Regions from separate parts of the Mus musculus genome. Here regions 2, 3 and 4 are each linked to region 1. The links are chromatin loops, found by intact Hi-C in ENCODE. Cell type or tissue: gastrocnemius. All regions are shown on one strand. Region 1 overlaps 2600014E21Rik (a long non-coding RNA gene). Region 2 overlaps 2600014E21Rik (a long non-coding RNA gene). Region 3 overlaps Hoxd10 (homeobox D10). Region 4 overlaps Gm38462 (predicted gene, 38462).

Region 1 (5,000 bases):
ACCTGGCTTTGCTCAAGCCCCCAAGTGCGGTGAATTCTAGACAGCACCTAATATTTAGTCACAGCATTGTCGAGAACATCTTTGCAGTCCTTGCCAAGGTCTGTCACTGAATGTGTTTATCCAGCTGCATGGCGAAAACATAATACACAGTCATCATTTTACTCAGTCACCTACTCAATATTTTCTTCTGTGATTAAATTAGCTCATAAATATTACACTTTTAATGCCAGAAAGCCCTGGCTCATCCAGTTGAATGCCTGCTTGTCCACTTTCTGAGGTTGCCAAGCATTGGGCCACTTCATTATGGAGCCTGAAATGATGAGAATTATTGCATTTACTTAACATGCACAATAGACAGCAGGACCCTTCCAGGACCCCCATTTACTACGTTAGGCAAGGCTTTAGAAGAACTGTAAGAAGTACAGAAGAGCTAGGAGGGCTGTGCTGGATGTGATTTCGACCTATAAAAACAAAATCTGCCTGGTTTGTCTAAAGCCAAAGACAGAAATGCTGGCTCTTTTTTTTTTTTTTTTTTTTTTGAAGTAGGCTGGCACAAGTAGAGTTACACACACACACACACACACACACACACACACCTTGCCATTGCTTCTGTTGTATTCACCACTAGTGTAAGCACACAAGATATAGACGCTGTTTCCACTGTTGATTGCATACTTGAAACTCCCTCCTCAAAAACCTCTATACCCAGTCTAACTGTTTTTGAAGTAGCTTACAGACATCATCTTTATATTTGTCTGCCTTTTCTAAGTTTTTCAAACTGAGGGCAAGAAACAGCCTTTGCCTTCCCATAGCAACTCTGGTGACAACAGTGAAATCCATAGCCACATAGCTTCTGGGACCCTGGAGGCGTGAATCTTATTCTATAGGATCCTCATCGAATCACCTTCTAGATGAAATATTTAGAGATGGAACTGTATGGCCGTTAACATCTCAAGAATTCCATCCAGATTTGTTCAGTCATTCTGGGAACAGCCTTGGTTAGTGACTGCTCGTAATGTCAACGCTTCTGAAAACTTTTTTATGGTCATTTTATTGTTTTTATATCAAAACTAAAACTTAAAGGAGCTTGAAAAGTAGGTTTTTAGATGATCACACAACGGCCTGGTTTCAGTTCTGTGCTTTTTACTTTATGTGCACAGAAATTAAGCAAAATCCATATTTGAACAAAGACTCTGGATACAAATGAGCCTTGGCTTCTGAGACTCCTCAGAGCAGTGACTAGCTGGAGTGTTTGAAATGCATTGGCCCTGGGAGGCGAAGAAGTTATAGCAAACAACATATGGGCCTTAAAATCTGGAACTACCCAAGACAGAACAAGAGAGTGATTCTCACTCTACTTATTCCTTATTTTTTCCCTCCCGAAGATAAATAACTTATAATCATATTTTATTCTCATCTTCAGAGAAATATCTTGAAAGAGCCAGGTTGGTCCAGACCTGCTGGCAAGCCTGCAGCCCCATCCACCGATTACCTAATACACTTGTGACATCTGCTTTCCTTGTTGTGAGAAAACACAGGGAGGAAGTGTGTAAGTCCACTGAATTGTTCCTGACTCCTCTATTCACCTTTCAGCATGCAAGTTCCTTCCCTTGGCGTTGATATCATTATGCATTTGTCAAAGATAGACTGTCACTTTAGGGCCTCTATTATGCACAAGAATTGGCAGCAAATTTTGCCACTGGGATTTGCTTATGTCCTCTGTATGTTATTGTACTTCCCTGGCATTCAGTAAATTCCGTACACCCACTCCTTTGATGTTCATTCCAGCCCCTAAATGTGGAAACAATGACTGAAATTTTGGATCAAAGCATCCCGTAGACGGCAGGCAGCATAGCTCTCTGATAATTCACTAGAACACAGAGTTCCATCCCTCCCCCCATCTAAAAATCTAGGCCAGTAGTCCCCCAAGCCCTCTGGCTTCCCCAGGCCAAAGGCACAAGAGGAAGTTAAAGAAAACAAGCTCAAAGTTGGAGTCAAAAGAAAGACACTGAACTACACAGCGCCATTGAAGCTCATGGTCATATGGAAGGCTGACTGCTGTACCATCTGTTAATCCATTTCTCTTCACTGCTTTAGCTGGGCAAGGTCTCCCCCCCCCCCCCCCCCAGCATTTGAACACTCTCCAGGTCCAATTTCTGTATAACGTCAGCTGCACAAAATGACCTATATTTGTCAAAATAAAATTTTAAGTCCCGAAGTGTCCATGGAGTATATAATGGTAAAACTAAAAAAATAAAAATAAAAATAAACTCAAGAACTAGCAAAATTTCAACAAGTGATTTTTGCAAACTGGAAGCTGCCTGGAGCATACATTTAGTTTGCTTTCCTCTGGGCAAAGCCAGAACAAACTATGACTTCATTGCCTTTATTTCACACCTCAAGTTTGACTCCATTAAGAACTAAAGCAGGTAGCTCCCTAAGACTGCTGGGAATCAGATGAGTGAACAGATAGGAAACTGTTGGAAGCTATTTGGGGGGTCGGGGAGGGCACCTTATAAATCCAGGGCGTCTATAGCTTAATTTTTGCCTTATTCCACTTGGAATTTAGAGTGTGCTCATTACAATCAATATATAATGTTGGAAACCATCATAAAAGGATAACTCTCCTTTTAAATATACTGAATTGTTTGAGGACCCTCATCTGGAAAGATGAGAATTCTCAGTGGAGAGGGACATTTGAGATTTGGACCAACTTCTCCAAAAGGGAAGACAGTCTACAAGTCTGACGGCATCTGTCCAGTCAAAAGGTAACCCCTAAAAATCTTCAAAACCCGATGCCGGGCTAAGTGGAAAGGTTTTCCACCAGATGTATGCAACAGTGCCATCCAGCGGCTATCGCAATAATTACAAGTGTATCTCATTTTTCAAATGTAACCTGTTTTATAATCATATATTCTTATTGTTTTAAAATTTAAAAATCGTTAATTTTAAAATTGAGGAGTATCTCTGATTCCCCTAATCCATCTGTTTCTGCAGGTGCAGAAGGGGTGATGCCTGACCTACACACCCGGCAATACCAGAAGTTTCACTACCTTCCGTTGGTAAACGCTTCAGGGAAGGCTCTGCAACCCTGAACGTGTTTTATTGTAGAACCTCACTAGGAAACTCATCAGTATTTATTAAAGATGAATTAAAAGAAGGAGGAAAAGGAAAAACGGGATAGTGAAGAGAATAGATGAATGAAAAAGAAGCAAAGGGAAGAGAGGAGGAAGGGACAAAGAGGGCAAGAAAAGAGAAAAGAGAGATGAGAGACCAGGACTTCCCACCTAACCTTACCAAACTTTTTCAGTTGAGCTTTTAATGGGATACTATTCCCAAGAGGAAATTCAAAAAGAAAACCACCTTGAAACATCCTTGCTTTTAATTGTACTCTTTCAACTGCCAGGAAATTAATTAGGTAAGACAAAAAGAAAATTTTCTACCTTAATAAAAAGAAGCCAACACCCAGGAACAACTGTCTTTGCTTGAGAACAGTGTTACGTGTACAAAGCTGCCTACAAAGTGTCTCCCGCCTGGCTCAGGCAAGAAACTGGGACAGAAGTCTGTGATGTTATACCAGCCTGGGAGTCGTGCATGGTCATGTCAGTGTCGAGTGCACCAGGCGACACAGGGACATGCCAGGCACCGCTCCTCCAGAGAGACTTGCCAGGTATACATGTTACCTCTCTCCCTTAGGCTTCACAGACTCGGCGGCCTTCCTCCAACCACCTGTCTCCTTAGGAAGTTTGAGAGAACTTTCTCCTCTGTGATACAAACAGTAACCAAACAAAGCAGTAAACAATCCAGTGTGGAAAGCACATACTAAAGCTAAGATTTAATGTCACTGAAATAAAATCATAACAACAAAAAACTCCAAGTACCCTTTCTTTGCATAATGTATTTCAGGTGTCCAGCTACAGAGGCCAAGCCTGTGATTTACATCAAGCAAAGAGTCCTGGGAGAAAGAGGAGGAAAGACCGCCTTTGCCTGGGACAAGATTCCTATTTGTGTCAAGGAGAGTTAGGGACGAGATGGTTGAGGCAGAGCAGCTGACTGCAGTCTTTATCCAGTTTGCATTGCTTTGGGGAAAGCCTTTTAACTGCAAGCCGGATTGTCCAGATGCTGGGCTGTCCGGATGCTGGATGGTCCAGATGCTTTGTCGTGGTTGTTCCCTCTGAGTTTCCTCTGCCTTCTGGCTCCTCTTAGTCACCTTCACAACAGGGCTTTATCAGGACTCTAGAGCATCGGGCAAGCTCAGGTCTCACCTCTCCTTTTAATTCTGCAGGAGTCTATGCCATGTACTCCAGCCCTGCATAGAATGAGTTCTGGAGTTCACCTGGAGCCCACGGAGAGTGGATGTGGAACTTTTCTGTAGAACATAGGAGCCGTCTGTACCGGCACAGCTTCAGCCAGCAATAAGCATTACCAGCTCCTGCCAGAGGAGCAAGAGGCAGGTACAAACAGTTGGTTTCTTCTCTACTTAAGGAAAAAAGAGAAAAGAAAAAAAAAAACCAGACCTGTTTTGCAAAGTTTTCTTTGGTGCGTTAGGATATGAGAAGAATGGGGAGGGAGAAGGAAGAAAGGAAGGAGGAGGAAGGTGAGGAGGAGGAGGAGAGGAAGAGGAGGAGGAGGAAGAAGAAGAAGAAGAAGAAGAAGAAGAAGAAGAAGAAGAAGAAGAAGAAGAAGAAGAAGAAGAAGAAGAAGAAGCTGCAAATTCAGTCACATGGCATGCATATCCTCTCCTCGACCACACATTTTATTACAGTATATAATCCAATAATCCAGTTAATTTCTTTGGAGAGATGTTATATATACAGGTGACATTTGGATGGAATCACAGGCTGTAAACCTGTCCACTCCTATCGGGGTTTAGAATACAGAGGAAGAACCTGTTTTACAGGCTTCCTAGAATTTTTACATGGTCAATTGCCTTGCTTTTGTATTCTGGAACGTATCAGAGCATCCGCATGAATATATACTTTTGCATATGCTTATATATG
Region 2 (5,000 bases), 160 kb before region 1:
CTCAGGTAAACTCATTCCACAGTCCTTTCCACAAGCGAATTGAGGTTCTGATTTAAAACAATATATCATTGCCTTTTGTTTATGTTTTGATTAATTTCTTTAAAATACCATTATGAGATAATGTACCTTCGTCAATAGCATTTAGCTCAGATTAACTGTTTTAACAGGACCAAAGCCATGATGGTCTCAGACTGCCCCTAACTAGATCTTCAATTGAAGAGAAAAGAACTTGACTGGAAGAAGAGCTGACTCTCTCCTACTGACAGCTGCTCCACCACTCTCTTTTGTCTAAGGAAAAACATTTTCTTTTCTATGAGGTTTAGGCTTTTAAGACAGGAAAAAAAATCTAAAGCAGAAATTTGATTTTTTTTTCCTTTTGAGTGCAGGTGCCAAACATCTACAAGTATAAAATGATAGCGCTGTGTAAAGCAGACTTGCTGGGACACTGTTTATGGCACACACAACAGCTATTTGGATATGGAATTGTAAATAGGAAAATGTGTGATGCTCTTAAATCTAGTAGCAAGAGGAGTCTTGAAGCAAGGTTTATTATACCAATGCTTGAAAAGCTCTAGCTTTTTTTTTTATCTCAGTACGTTAAATTTTTGTGTTTGCAACAGTATTTTAGCTCTGGAGCTATTTATCTGGAAGCATCTTTTGGGGGTGGGGGGAATGGACAGATGTCCATAAACAAAGGGCGCCACCTGGTGGTGAAGAAGCGGTAAGAAATGTTGATTTCCGGATATTGCTTCAAAGACAAACAGATGGAAAGGCTGTCGTGTGTGTGTGTGTGTGTGTGTGTGTGTGTGTGTGTGTGTGTGTGTAAGAAAATGCATTATTCATCAAATTTGGAACTTGGATTCAAACGTAGTTCTAGTTTTCCAGCTAATACTATCTGACATTTATTTCCTATTCAATCCTTCAAAATTTACATTGCAAATATTTTATTCTCAATACATATATCTGAACAGATAAAAATATGACCACAACACATTAAGAACAATCTGAAGCAAAGTGCCCACATCATCTAGGCACCTTACTTTCAAGTTGAATGACCTCCCAGACAAATTTAAACAAAGGATGCATTTGCTGCAATTCGAGGTTGTCTCAGGGTGGCTTTGTGGCTCACCTAGTCGGAGAGCTGCAAAAGGAATGTGGTACACAGCTTAGTCACCACAGGGAAGAAGTGGCTTCAGACCCATGACTAAGAAGCAGGAAAATGTTCATTTGAAAATGTCATCTGTAGCTGAGGCGTTGAGGAATTTAAATCTAAGTATCGCGACTCTTCCGCCGCCTCAAACTCTAAAATTAGTCCAGGAATTACATATATCAGATGCTATGCAAAATGTAAAATAGGTTTGCCATTTATGGCTCTCTACGTAAGGTGTAGATTAAATCTTCAGCCTCCAATAAAATTGTATTTCTGTAATAAAACTGCTGCACCTTGACTCACGACTACATTGAATTCCAAATTAAACACCCCATTTACTGTACTGTAACAAGAAAAAGGGTTTGCTACACTGAACAATATTACAGATAGGGAAAATGTCTTGCATTTCACCTTACCACCAACATAGAGCTCACCTAAACAGGCCCATTCCCCACCCCTTTTATGAAATATAAAACATAGGAAAAAAGGAAATGTGTAGGCTTTGTCTTTCATTGCTAAAATTTATATTCCTTCCTAAATGAGCTAAATCAGCCTAAGTGGTGAGGCCTCAAAACAAGTCAATCAAGTAGGGTATTTACTGCAAAATGTCCTACTACATTTCCCAGATAACTCAGGCTTCTAAGCAGAAACATCTGGTATGCTAAAGGCTAGGTACATTTCCTTATGCATTATATATAATGCAGGCACTTTCCCCATAACATACACGCGCCATTCACTCTGCCATACACACAAGGCTGCAGAATCCACGGACGTCTCAAACTCAGGAATTATGGTCTAGTTAATCTCACTCAACATCGATTTTGAAGACTGAAACCTGATGTTTATTTTAGACAGCCCAATAGGGCAATTTTTCTTGCTACCATCCTGTGACCTAGCCATCACTGACTTCTGACATTTGGAGAGAGGTATCACTAGAAAGAGAAACCACAGATGGTGAGAACAGAGAGCCAGCTAAGCTGAGGCTGCTTCCTCTCAACCTCTGAATGGCAGTCATTAGGTCGAGGAACTGAGGGTCTGCTTCTGGTCCTTCTCCCATCTTGGGAAAGCGCCCTCTAGTGGACTGAGGCAGAAGTGTTCTCTCTGGATGTCACACCCAGGTCTTCACTGCATAAATACAGTCCCTTCCCCCGTGTCAGTCAGACATTATTAACCTTCAAGCAAGACACAGAGAGATGGATGTTGATCACGAAGGGATTCCTAATCGAGTTTAATGATGTAGTACACATCTGCTAAAAATGCTAATTGGTATGTTTCATTTGATAGGTGAAGGCAGGAACGGTCATAGATTTAATGGTTCTGGTGGGAAGAAGTTGTTACCAAGAATTCTGAAGTTAATATGAGGGAAAAGTTAGAGGTCTCTGTGTGACAGGAAGGTAATTTTGGGCTTCAGACATTGGAAATTTGAGCCTTAGTGTTGGCTCAGCTCATGGAAAGAGAATTCCAGTCGGGAAGGACTCACTCACAGCCGGAGTTAAGGTTTCCTGTCATCAATGTGTGTCTACTCGGAGGGATCCAGAGGCCTGTATCGTTGTGGCACTGAGCATTGACCTTTTTGGTAGCTTCAGCCTTCCATGCTTCCTTTAATGGCTCATTGTCACTTTTTGCCAACATGTAAAAAAAATCACGGGAAGAATAATTCAAATATTTAGCTCAGAATCAAGAGAAAGACTTTTTTTTTTAATTTCCTCAATTGCACTGTCATTGATGCATGAAGTCATTAGCTGTACCATGGTGGAAGTAAGGTCCACTTTATTGTCCCCACAGCCCTGAAACAATGGCATCTGAAGTTCTGTTGTCTGCTCTGGTGTTTGGCTGCTTGACCTGGGGTCCTTATGGGGCAGATAGCCACATAGCAGTGGATGATGTTGGACATATGAACAATGTCTTCAGGATACACTTGGAGTTGGCTTTGATTTCTCTAAACTCTGGGACTCCATCTAGACTTGTTCTAGAAGGTCATGTTGTTGCCTCGTTCTGACTTGGGAAGCATTCTTCTGCCGTGGAGCTTACTACTTGAGGGTGAGCCATGAGAACTTTCTTAGAGTTTCTGTAGTGTACATATTTAGCCTACATTTAGAAAATTTCTAAATACAAATGATCACAAATGTCTCCTAAGGAGCTGAGCTTAGGTAGATACTATTGGTTTGACTGTACCATCCCAGGCTCTGAATACAAATGGCTCTTGTCATCAGATTTTTTTTTACAGACTTCTATAAAATGGATCCTGTGTAGAGGAAATAAAAATGATTCCTAGTGCTAATATGAGATATGATATCAGTGACCAGCATTATTTTCCCATCAATAATGATAATTATACTAATTAGTCCAGGCATCACACCTGTGCACAGCTCTTATCCTTATTTTACAGATGAAGTAGCCGAGACACCAAAGGTTAACTGCTTGCCCAGAGCTATATAGCAACTCGGATAGCAGCACATTCCACAAAGCCACGTTGGCTGGACCACTACACATTCTTGCCTCCTTGGCAATGCAACAATTATGCCTCTCTTCCAAGAAGGCAAACTACTCACTGCTTATCTCACAGGAGGTTGGTGTTGATGGGAAGCAGAGCAGAGAGGTCGCCTGTTATTGGTTTGAAATTGCAACATCCTCATATTCCTACCGTTGTCTCCACTTTATAGGTTAAAGTTACATCGGATAGCACAAAGTTCCACACAGACACTCTGAGCAGAGTCAGGAGGCACCCTTGCAAAGCAGGACACTGCCGAGGTGGGGCAGATTCTAGTATATCCCGAGTTTGAAAGGAGAGTCAACCTTGAGAGGTAGGACATTCTATTCTTGAGTCACAGAAGAGTATGGGGGGTCTCCTCCCCACCCATTTAAATACTTCAGCTAGAATTGCAAGAATGTATTAAGAGGCAGGTTTGTATGCATGTGTTCAGAGAATAGTGTGGAGAATTTATCCTTTGGGATTAAAAAAAAGGCAGCAACAACAAACTTGAGAACAGCTGGTTCTGATACAGTCTGATAAGAACGTAAACAGGAAAATATCTTTGTTGACTTTTTTGTTGGTAATCAGTAAGGATTAGTTATTGTCTAGAGATGAATTCCAGATTTCATAAGCCTGGCTGTGAACAGCGCCTACAAAATGAAAGTAAATATCCGACATGGGTGAGGAATGGAGGGGGACTTGGGAGGAACCCTCCTGGTTAACATTCTTCTTGCTTGATTGAAAGAAGCAGCACTTAGAGAAGATCATTTCTGTACTCTTCGTTGTTTCTTTTGTCATAACGTGATTTAGAAATATTATACCCTACAGACGAGGCCCTGAATAGGTTCATTTGAAAAGGGGTTTAACGTTTCTCTCTGGCTTAGAGAGCCAATGCTCTTTTAATTGTTTTTTCTTTCCTCCTCTGCTTGGGTGGGGTGGTACTCTAGACATATATACAAAGTATCTCTTTGGAAAATGAGCGAGTATTTGCATAATAAACTCGTTACATTTATATGTCACAGATTTTCTTTATTGAGAGTTACTTAGGTTCAGTAAGTCACTTCCTGTTTGCCCAGCCCTGTGCTAGGCTATCACAACACCACCATGGGACGGAACTTTCTGCTGCTACTTAGCCCTATACTTTAGACCGTGAGACAGAGGCGTGAGTGAGTAACTACCTCTGCAGAAGACGAAAATGTCCAGACAGGAGGGAGTAGAAGGATGAATTCCTTGGGGGAGCAGCAAGTTTTACAAAGGACTTATTAGGGCTGCTGTTGAATACTGTTCCAACGGCGGACACACCCAGGTTTCTGCAATGACGTCACGAAGAGCAATGGAAGTTTATGCTTCCAGCCAGTACTTTGGATCAGCTAACGG
Region 3 (5,000 bases), 620 kb before region 1:
TGAACCACCAAAATATGGGTATGAATGTACATCCTTATATACCTCAAGTAGACAGTTGGACAGACCCGAACAGATCTTGTCGAATAGAGCAACCTGTTACACAGCAAGTCCCCACTTGCTCATTCACCGCCAACATTAAAGAAGAATCCAATTGCTGCATGTATTCTGATAAGCGCAACAAACTCATTTCTGCCGAGGTCCCTTCGTACCAGAGGCTGGTCCCCGAGTCTTGTCCTGTTGAGAACCCCGAGGTTCCTGTCCCTGGATATTTTAGACTGAGTCAGACCTACGCCACCGGGAAAACCCAAGAGTACAATAACAGCCCCGAAGGCAGCTCCACTGTCATGCTCCAGCTCAACCCTCGTGGCGCGGCCAAGCCGCAGCTCTCGGCTGCCCAGCTGCAGATGGAAAAGAAGATGAACGAAAGCGCGAGCGGCCAGGAGCCCACTAAAGTCTCCCAAGTGGAGAGCCCCGAGGCCAAAGGCGGCCTTCCAGAAGACAGGAGCTGCCTGGCTGAGGTTTCCGTGTCCAGTCCCGAAGTGCAGGAGAAGGAAAGCAAAGGTCGGTATGAACAGAGTTGCCACCCCAGCGGGGCGTGCAGTCCGGTAAAACCTCGAAAAGGGAGCGCTCGGGTGCCCAGAGCAGAGCCCGGGCAGCGGAGCCCAGAGCCCATACTCCGCAGGTGCTGCTCCACCCGGCTTTTAGAAGGGATATCCCTGCCTTGAAAGGGTCGGGGCTTCTCTCCCGCTGCTCCGGCCAGACCTGGCCCCAAGCTGATGGCGCCTGGGCAGAGGACAGGCTTGCCGGGTTTATCAGTCTTGAGCCAGATCCGAAATACAACAAAAGAGCTAAAAGGAGACCAGCCGTTTGTAAACAGGGCTCCAGTGCCCGCTTTTCTTTGGCTCAGATTTGCAGCCCTAGTTTTTGCCTTGAACCCAGGGATCATTTTAAGGTAGCCTAAGACACCGTGTTTGTGTTCAAGGGTTTGCACCCCGCATCCTGCGATCTAAGAGGGAAAGGAAATGGTTTGGCCTGTTGGTGCTTGGGTGGGGAAGCAGAGGTAACCTTGGCTTTGTCTGGCGAAAGTGCCGCAGGCTTTGCAATCTTCTACAAAGGGGGCAAAGGCGGAGGAGGGGGAGAACAGATCTGCATTGCCCACCTAGGGCTGGGGTAATGCAAAGAACCAGGGATATGGGTTTCTAAGAAGGAATCTTGAGCCCCCACGCCCATTTCTGCAGTCTGTCCCTCACTGTCTACCGGGTGAGCCACAGAGTTACATTTCTGGAGGAAGGCTTTTGTGTGAGAGCAAAGAAAAATTGAGGAAATTCTGGGGGGAAGGGGGGAACTGTAACAATGCCCAGTCAGGGTGGAGAAGGGATCCCTGCTTCCTCATTATCTCTTGAAACAGCCTGCATCCCTATAAACCTGGTTGTGGATCTCCTTGTCTGCCTAGGAGGGGTGGGTAAGAAGCGGCCGACTTGGGGCCCTGGAGCAGTAGTGAGATACTGGTAGATGAAGCAAGCTATGGTTCTTTCTGGTGGCCTGACGGCTTAGAATGTTTTTGGGGGGACGGAGGAATCCTGTAAAGTTTGCTATTATAGTCACATTTTGTGCAAGCCAGAAAAGTTGTGTAGGAGAGAGAGAGAGAGAGAGAGAGAGAGAGAGAGAGAGAGAGAGAGAGAGAGAGAGAATATGAGGAGGCAGCCTCTGGCACAGAATATCCTTTCATTCATCGTGTTAAGTATTTAGTTCTAAATTGGTACCAATTTACAATCCCCTTCATGCCCACCTTCGTAAGTGATGTTTAATACCAGCATTGTCCAAAGCAGCCCATCTGGCAGCAGGGTCATGGCCAAGGGTATATTTGAATGGACTGAGAGAAAAAAAAATTCTTGATTTTTTTTTCTTCTCCCTTTAATTTTGTTAGAGGAAATCAAGTCTGATACTCCAACCAGCAATTGGCTCACTGCAAAGAGTGGCAGAAAGAAGAGGTGCCCTTACACCAAGCACCAAACGCTGGAATTGGAAAAAGAGTTCTTGTTCAATATGTACCTCACCCGCGAGCGCCGCCTAGAGATCAGTAAGAGCGTTAACCTCACCGACAGGCAGGTCAAGATTTGGTTTCAAAACCGCCGAATGAAACTCAAGAAGATGAGCCGAGAGAATCGAATCCGAGAACTGACCGCCAACCTCACCTTTTCTTAGGTCTGAGGCCCATGTGAGGCCAGGATCCGAGAGGGGGCACCGAGTTCCAGGCCTGAGTGCTGGAGGACTGGCAAGGCGGAAACAAACCCTTCATTGCTCTTTGGTTTTTTTGTTTTGTTTTGTTCTGTTCTGTTCTGTTTTCCTGCTAGAATGTGACTTTGGGGTCATTCTGTTCGTGCTGCAAGTGATCTGTAATCCCTATGAGTATACATATATATATATATTAAAAAAACTTAGCACGTGTAATTTATTTTTTTTCATCGTAATGCAGGGTAACTATTACTGCGCATTTTCATTTGGGTCTTAACTTATTGGAACTGTAGAACATCCATCTAAACGTATCCATCGCATCCCACCCATCTATCCCGCCAGCAATGTGACTTTTCCATGTTTTTCCTAACATAAAAGTTCTCTGTGTGTGGTTAGCCCATGAACTCATGGCATTTTGAAAACATCCAGTATTTAAAAAAACAAACAACCTATATCTATATATATTTCAAAAGATTAAGAAAACCCACAAGCTTTGGGGGGAGGGGGACTTTAAAAAGCACATTACAATGTATCTTTTCACAAATGAACTTAGCAATTGTCCTTGGTGAAATGGAATATTGATGACTTATGCCTTGTAGCCTTTCCTTGTGGTGCATCTGTGGTTTGGTAGAAGTACAAGCGCAACCTGTGCTTTTCTGTGCATGTTCTGGTCGCATGTGTAATGCAATAAACTCTGGAAATGGGTTTGTTCCTTCTGCTTTCTGAAATGGAAATATACGTTTTGGTGGAGAGGAAAGCCTTTGGGGAGGGTTTCTTCTGACCAAACTGCTCTTCAGGGGGCAGTGGACTAGGGGACTGGGAGGGGCAGGAGAAAGGAGATGGGAGGAGAAAAACTGGAGAAGACCTAGGCTGTTAGAATATGGCAATGATGGGTTTGAGAAGGGTTCGTGATTCAGCCTGAGAGCTCAGTCTTCATAACTGGGAAGACCGTTCTCGCCTCTCCCACCCCCTAATCTTATTAATATAATTGTATTCTCAATGGGATGAGCTTCCCTCTACCCCTGAGCCTGGTAAGTAAGAACCCACTGCAGGCTTTTGCCTCCAGTCCCCCATTTGTGTGTTTTCTTCTCTTTGGTTTTGGTTATGTTATTTTTAATGCTTTCAGTGAGCTCTTGGTGACTTCTGGCTGGGGAAGCCATCTTCAGGGGCTAGGTTGAAACTAGTAATGCCCACCTGGAACCTGGCTGGCCTCCATTGCAGGAACAAGCAACAGCTTAGCAGGGCACTGGATCCAATTGTGCCCCCCCAAGTCCCTTTCTCTTTCCCACCCGCCCCAAGCTCAAGACAACCAGACCCAGTGAAGCCAAGGTTGGGTGAGTTTTCTCATTTTATTCTACCTTGGTTCCTTTCTGAAAAGGATTAATATTCTGCCATTGCCTTTGAGTGGCCCACAGTAACTATTTAAAGGAAAAAAATGAAACTATTCCCCCAGTCAAATCTCTCACTATTTAATTACAAAATGTTCATTTGCAGCCACTGTGTCTGAGCTGTCAGGTGACTGAAAGCAGTTGCAAGTGACCATGACTGCTCAACAAGTCTGTCCAATGGGCCTTTTACATACATGGGTTGGAAAATTCAAACCAACGTCTGTAGAATCCCTGTCATTGAGCCCACATTCATCTTGTGCTACCAGGAAAAAGGGAAGAGGTGACTGAACTCGTTGCCCCAAGTCTGGCCTGTGGTTTTTAACCCATCTTCAAAGAATTTCACAAAACAGGATCCCCCCCCCCCCAACACAGGCCCTTTTCCTCCCAAAGAACGGTGCATTCAGCGTCTCTGAGCTGCCTCGCCCCATCCAGACAGTCTTTGGGATGCTCGGTACTGATTTTTTTAAACCTCCTCTCCCAGACCCCAAATCCTCTCAAATTCCAAGACAGATCCCTTTAGGGACGTATTTTTCTGAGGCTAGCAGAGAGAGAGAGAGAGAGAGAGAGAGAGAGAGAGAGAGAGAGAGAAGTGTCTGATTCCATTCTAGCTTGAGAGGACTGGAATAAATTTGCCCCTGACTTACCTTGGATGGGCAAAAGAAGTAGAGTGATTTTAACCTCTGCGTTTCTCCCAGCGATGTGGGGAGCGCCATTAGTTGCTGATGGGGGGAAACCTGTGCTACAGGAAAGGGCAGGCCCCCTGAAACAAAATCAGAAAGCCATTCGCCAAGGCAATCAATCAGGTCCTAAGTAGCCATTTACCCCCTTTCTTGGCGGGGCTAGAGGTGGGTTGGGAGCCCTCCAAGGGTGCTCTGGGCAACTTGTAGAGCGAGGAATATGTCCTCTCAGCCGCCGCTGGCGTGCGGCTTTTGTCTCGGCTCCCAGGCAGGCTTTGTACCATGGATTTGGGAGTGACAATGGGCATTTCTCTCAGATTCAAGGCTGCCCGGCCTTACCTCTCAAGGGGAAAACTGGAAAGGGGGTGGATCAAGGACCTGTTCTTTCGTCTGGATTTTGAAGACATCTTCAGAATCCGTTTGCAGGCACGTGTGAAAGGCACGCAGCGAACCTACCCTCGGAGATGCGGTTCCTGCAGGCCTCTCTGAGGCTGGGCTAATTCCGGCTAGTGAGAACCGGTCTCACTGGCCTTTAGGTTTTCCCCTCTGTGGCATGTTTTCTTGCAGGGCCATTCCAGAAGGCTGGGGAAAGATGAGGCACCATGGCCATCACTGTCGGCTCCTTGGGACTCCAGTGCTCACCACCCATGCGAGGGCAGAGAGACAGCCCTTGGAGGCCGCCCCTTGGAAGCCATGCTGA
Region 4 (5,000 bases), 610 kb before region 1:
CATAATCATCAGACTGTCCCATCCCTGAAAAGGGACACGTTGCTAAAGGTTGGCGGTCCGAGCACCTGGAGGGTCTCTGAGACACCTTGAAGCTTCCGATTGTGTAAGCACACCTGGCGGGAGAGCACAACTTTGGAAGGTGTCTTGGTACTTCCACTATCCTGTAGCCAGGGCCACAATGAATTCCCAGCCTTAGGCCCTGGGTGAGCCTCTCTGCAGAGCCACTGGCGCCAGGAACCAGGCACCCTTTTGCTAAAGCTTTGACACACCGCACCTCTGGCTTACTTCTATCCTGGAGACCCAGCCGCCAACCCCCATCTCCAAACAAGCGAAAGGGCACTCTGGAGTAACTCCCCCAGGCCTGCGAGGCTGGCTGGCTCCAGGAGGTCCTAGCCGGTTGGACAGTGAGCTTCCACCCCTCCCCACCAAAGCCCCAAAGTGACCTTAGCGGACCAAAATGGTCAAGGCTCTCCTCCCCATATCCTTCTCCTGCCGCCCATCCCCTTCAAACAGCTTCTGTGTATGTTTAGCCCCCAGCTTGGCCCTCTGAGGCCGCTTTGAGAGGCTAAAATGAAGGTCATTGTGAGGGTTCAGGCGAATCACTGGCGTTGTAGGCCCTAGAGGAGGCCGCGGCGCCGGACAGCCTGGGTTGGGCGGAAGGAGGGGGTGATGGTAGAGATCTTGGGGGATCCTGATGAAAGAGGGGGACTCCAAGAAAAAAGCAGATGGGGGCTGGGAGGGAAAGCCAAGGGCCAGATCCGGCCGAAGGTGCTGCATCCTCCGCCCCTTAGGCCAGGCGGATACCTACAGCTCTTTGAAAACAGGAAGAGCCAAGGTGTCATAAAGCCATCGAGCCGGCGAGACGTCTGGAGGTAATGAGTTTACGACAGCCCAGGCGCTTCGCTTTGAAACCATCTCATTTTGATGTTTGTGGGAGGAAAGAAAAAATGCAGACAAAACTGGGTCTTAAAATCTGGACAATAAAATATAAACAAGACCTAGACCAAGAAGGAAAGGGCTTAGAAGCCCCCCAGCGAGGTGTGAGCATCCAGAAAATAAAAATGAGAGGTGATATATTTCTGAATTTTAAAATGGGGCGAACGTTAGAGATAGTCTATGGCGGGTAGCTCTTTAATATTTTGACTGTGGCCATGATCTATCTGGTTCTTTTAATAATAAAAGTGAGACAATAATGTCATTCTGCTGTTACTTGAGATGGCCTGGAGTGATCTTGGGCCATTTACTCAAGCAAGCATCTCTTAGAATTATGTCTTGTGAGAAAGGGGGGAGTTACACCCCTCTTCACACCAAATTTCAGACAAAAATATAGAAGTTTGTTCACTTATTACAGATACAGTCATTTAAGCTAACTTGGCAAAAACATTTCTGAAAATGAGAGACAGAAATTTAGCAAGAAACACACTGATTTGGTAATGCTTGTTTGTTTTTTTAAAAAGACAAATAGACCGCTTATCCAATTCGGTTCAGTCTGTCACTTATACAACCTAAAAAAAAAAAATCTCATTTATTGTCTGGAGAAATTTGAATACACATAAGCCCAACAGGGACTTTCCGGACAGGCGCTCGAGATGTAGCAAAAGCTTCTAATTTGACTTTAATCCACCCCAAATTATCCAGTTTAATGGGCCCAAAACATTACAATTAGAAAGTTGAATTAGCAAATACTGATGATTTAATGTTGTGAGTAACAGCTTTTAGGAGAAAAACAATAATATTTGACTTCCAGAAAATTTTTAGCTGTCAAAATGTCTGCTTTCTTTGAAAAAAAAAAAGTCTCATCAATTAATATTCTTAAAGTTTTGATTTTTGTTAAACCTTGCTTGTCCTATAATTGTGCCTAAAAAACACAGCTGGGAGGTTAAAGAATGGGGGACTTGCGGTGTCTGGCAAAAGACAGGCTGGAAGCTTTTGGCAAACACGCTACTTGCAAGTTCTTGCGAGCACAAATGAGAATTTCCTCTGTATTCAGGAGCCCATGGTTGCTGCACTTGACTTGTTGACAGTCAAAGAGATGAAGCAGTATTAATGTCAGCGGTCCAAACCCAAGTCAAACTAAAGAATTAAGATTAGAATTGGTTTGAGCCAAATGAAAGGAAAATCAAACTCGGTTGGCTTGCGACCGCATTTGGCCACTAGAGAGCGCTGTTGCTCCACTTTCTGATCTCGTAAAGCTAGCGTTGTGGTGCAGGAAGGTTTTGATTAAAAATATTTACAATCTTACTTTTAATCTTAAATTAGGATAAATTTAACAAAAATAAACAACGTGAACTATTAAATTCTCAAGCCGTGCTAGTAAGGCATAAAATTTTGGTTCAGTCAGCATTTCAGAAAATCTGAACCGTTGTGCAGAAATTATAAACCGTAAATGCAGTCCATCAAAACAGAAATGTGTAAAAGCAGAGATATTTATGAAGTTAACCAGCTTTTCTTCTTTTCCGACAACAGACAGAATGCTTAAATAACATTGAAAAACCCACATTATTTTGCCATCAGAGAAAACGTGTTGTTGTGTTTTAAAAATTAGGCCTGAATCTGTAGAAATGACGGCCATATTCATGGGCAACCTCCCAAATATATGGAGTTTTTAAAAGTGCCGTGTGTTACTGAGATCTGGGTCCTCAAAATTCCCCCCCCCATTCCATTCCCAGACCTATTCATTCAGTCAATGTCCAAATACACCCACGTTCCCCTGAACATCCAGGCCAAACAGTAGAATAAAAAGGGCACAGTTACCGAGTTTTGCTCCAAGGCTTTATTGAAAAGAAAATCATTTCATTGCACATTTGCAGGGCAGAAGTTCAAATCCTAAAAAGTCAGAATCAGTTGTTAAACTTCGCATTTGAAGGATACTTGAAAGAAAAACGAAACCTAATAAAACACCCTTGCCCTTGACCACCCCCAATAACACGTCCCCTATACTCTCTAATGTAAATTTTAATAACACAAGTCTTTATCATCTATAGGGTCATCAATAATTTGTTTACCTTCACCACTTTTAGCTATTCCTTGTCGAAATAATTGAGTTATACATTACTAACGAAAATGCCTTTCTATGATGACCTTATTTATAAAAAGGAGATTCAGACCTCTCGGACTGACCTCGCGATTCTTTCCACAGGGGCTGAACAACCCCCGCAAGGGATGGAAGGTCGTTAAAATTCTGGCCTCCTGAATCTTTGAGTCCATCTGGGTTTTTAGGCATTTGTATTTGGCCGTGGGAGGTCAGCACGGTGTGATTTAGTGTAAGCTGGAGAGTCTTTGGTGAGCTGGGGTGCATCTTCTAGGTCTGTCCTCAAGATCAGAGAGCCTGGTGTCCTCCCGGCACCGGATTATCCCAAAGGATAAAGGGTTCAGCACCTAAAGGGGGAGGGAGGGAGAGGAAAGGGGGTAGAAAGATGAGAGGGGGAGGGAGAATAAGAATATCAATATATTTTTATTGGATATTCAAACGAGAGGGGGAAGATGACTGTGTAGGGAAGCGATTGTTGGTGTAAAGCCACGCAGATTTGCACAGGTGCCACGGTAAGGGCACTGCCTAGTCCAGAAGATGCTAATCCTGGACTTCTGCAGATGACACTGCGTCTCTTCCTTAACGCCCACAAACCAGGCTTCTCTTGACTTCCGAGCCTTCTCTTTATTTCTCTCGGGAAAATCAAGTTTATGCTAAGGCCTGCATCCAGTCTCTGGCAGTTCTTTCCCAGTGGTGTGTGAGCTAAGGTCGTTAAGCACAGGACAGGGAAGGTCTGCCTGCAGCTGCCTGGAACCAGCACGGTCCGAAAGCGGACTGAGGAATTCAATTTCTCCTGCCCCATCCCCCGGCCCCCGCCGCGCTCCACCCGGGACCACAGCCCGCCCGAGTCTGGGCGCCTGGGTTGGGACCCGGGAGCCCTGCGCCCTGCCCTAGGAAATGCCACCCACCCCGGCATGATTCCTTCTTCCCACTGGGAACGTTTCTGCCACTCTTCTCTTCACTCTCTCAGCGACACTCATGTCCCCTTCCCACATTCTCTCGCCTCCCCCTCCCTCCCTGTGGCCAACACTGACGTCTATCAAGGGTGAAATGATGGAAACTATATTCATGGGCATGATTTCCATTAAATATCAATTAACCTGGGAGCCTCAACCAGGCATGCAGTGCGTCAAGGGTAAATGTACATCTCATTTCCACAGGGCCTGCTTGGCTGGAAAAAGCAGGACTTTGATTCGCTTTGATAAGGTCAGGATTCGGAGGCTGGATTGTGGCTTTTTAATCAAAACCACTTAGCTAGGCCCAAACAAATGCAAGGACCAATCAATCCGTCAACCTCGCTCGTCCACAGTAAGAAATGCAAAAAGAAAAAGGAAAAAAAAAAAAGCCACAGCCAGTCTCTGCTGGGCAGATCCAGGAGCCTTGCTGGAGGAGAGACCGTCTGCTCCGAGGCCTCCTGGGAGTGACCACCCCGCCTGGCCCAAGGCTAAGGTTCGGCCGCGCCCCCTCTCTGCGGACCCGGGGGGCCCCCCGCGAGCCCTTGGCAGTGCGGCTTTATGGGCCCCCTTTAAGGCTGGCGGAGGCATCCCGGGGCCGGCGTGCGGCGTCCCGTCCGGCGCAGGGGCCGCTTCGCCGCCGGCGGGATCCCTCCGCGCGGTTATCTCGCCCCCCATCTCGCTCCCTCTCCTCGCAGTGGCGGGGCGCGAAAATGCCTCGCCGGCGCGCACCGGGGCGGCAGCCTCGGCGGCGGCGGCGACAGCGCTGGGAGGGGGCGGCGGGGGGGAGGGCTGAGGTGAGAGGTGGCACCGGGCAGAGGGTGTGTTCTCTTTTCGTCTCCCTGCAGAGCGGGGGCTCGGCAGCCCCAGCCTAAGCGTCTCCCCCGTGGGCCGCGCGCACTCTTTTTTTTTTTTTTTTTCCCCTGGTCCGGGTGCGCTAGGGCCGCCTGGAGCCGGAGAGGAAACTGGAGGCCGCGGGGCAGGTCGCCCGGGCGTCCGCGGTTCCACTGCGGCCC

What was found. Peaks named below come from ENCODE experiments on the same cell type or tissue, not always from the same donor. Only the 100,000 strongest peaks of a DNase experiment are listed, where the experiment ranks them.
Region 2: a loop joins it to region 1, with 4 times the contacts of the local background. A loop is called at or near these places in 20 of 42 quality-filtered maps.
Region 3: it touches region 1 in a loop (6-fold over the local background); 23 of 42 quality-filtered maps call a loop at or near these places.
Region 4: a loop joins it to region 1, with 4 times the contacts of the local background. A loop is called at or near these places in 28 of 42 quality-filtered maps.

What each region holds. Positions count from the first base shown.
Region 1 is chr2:75,309,594-75,314,593 of GRCm38, forward strand. 2600014E21Rik (a long non-coding RNA gene) reads left to right here. Exons shown (of 12, transcript XR_001783367.2): 9 at 1,424-1,549; 10 at 2,998-3,418; 11 at 4,286-4,454. Gm39857 (a long non-coding RNA gene) reads right to left here. Exons shown (of 5, transcript XR_866459.3): 4 at 3-124. Among named protein-coding and RNA genes, the nearest start is that of Gm34401, 27 kb to the left of the region's middle. In gastrocnemius, a CTCF peak has its summit at 2,841 (motif pointing left); a DNase peak (open chromatin) is centred at 2,834; H3K27ac peaks cover 1,133 bases.
Region 2 is chr2:75,150,474-75,155,473 of GRCm38, forward strand. The region is part of intron 2 of 2600014E21Rik (a long non-coding RNA gene); the gene reads left to right. Among named protein-coding and RNA genes, the nearest start is that of Gm13652, 15 kb to the left of the region's middle. In gastrocnemius, CTCF peaks have their summits at 694 (motif pointing left) and 2,223 (motif pointing left); DNase peaks (open chromatin) are centred at 717 and 2,229; H3K4me3 peaks cover 1,184 bases; H3K27ac peaks cover 1,482 bases.
Region 3 is chr2:74,692,164-74,697,163 of GRCm38, forward strand. It overlaps Hoxd10 (homeobox D10), which reads left to right. Exons shown (of 2, transcript NM_013554.5): 1 at 1-561; 2 at 1,928-2,943. The coding sequence ends at 2,205. Among named protein-coding and RNA genes, the nearest start is that of Hoxd10, 2.8 kb to the left of the region's middle. In gastrocnemius, a CTCF peak has its summit at 2,065; a DNase peak (open chromatin) is centred at 2,107; H3K4me3 peaks cover 1,868 bases; H3K27ac peaks cover 1,565 bases.
Region 4 is chr2:74,700,245-74,705,244 of GRCm38, forward strand. It overlaps Gm38462 (predicted gene, 38462), which reads right to left. Exons shown (of 2, transcript NR_164327.1): 2 at 2,759-3,378. It also overlaps a transcript of Hoxd8 not described here. Among named protein-coding and RNA genes, the nearest start is that of Hoxd8, 2.7 kb to the right of the region's middle. In gastrocnemius, CTCF peaks have their summits at 2,157 (motif pointing right), 4,590 and 4,908; DNase peaks (open chromatin) are centred at 2,157, 3,854 and 4,593; H3K4me3 peaks cover 1,549 bases; H3K27ac peaks cover 1,314 bases.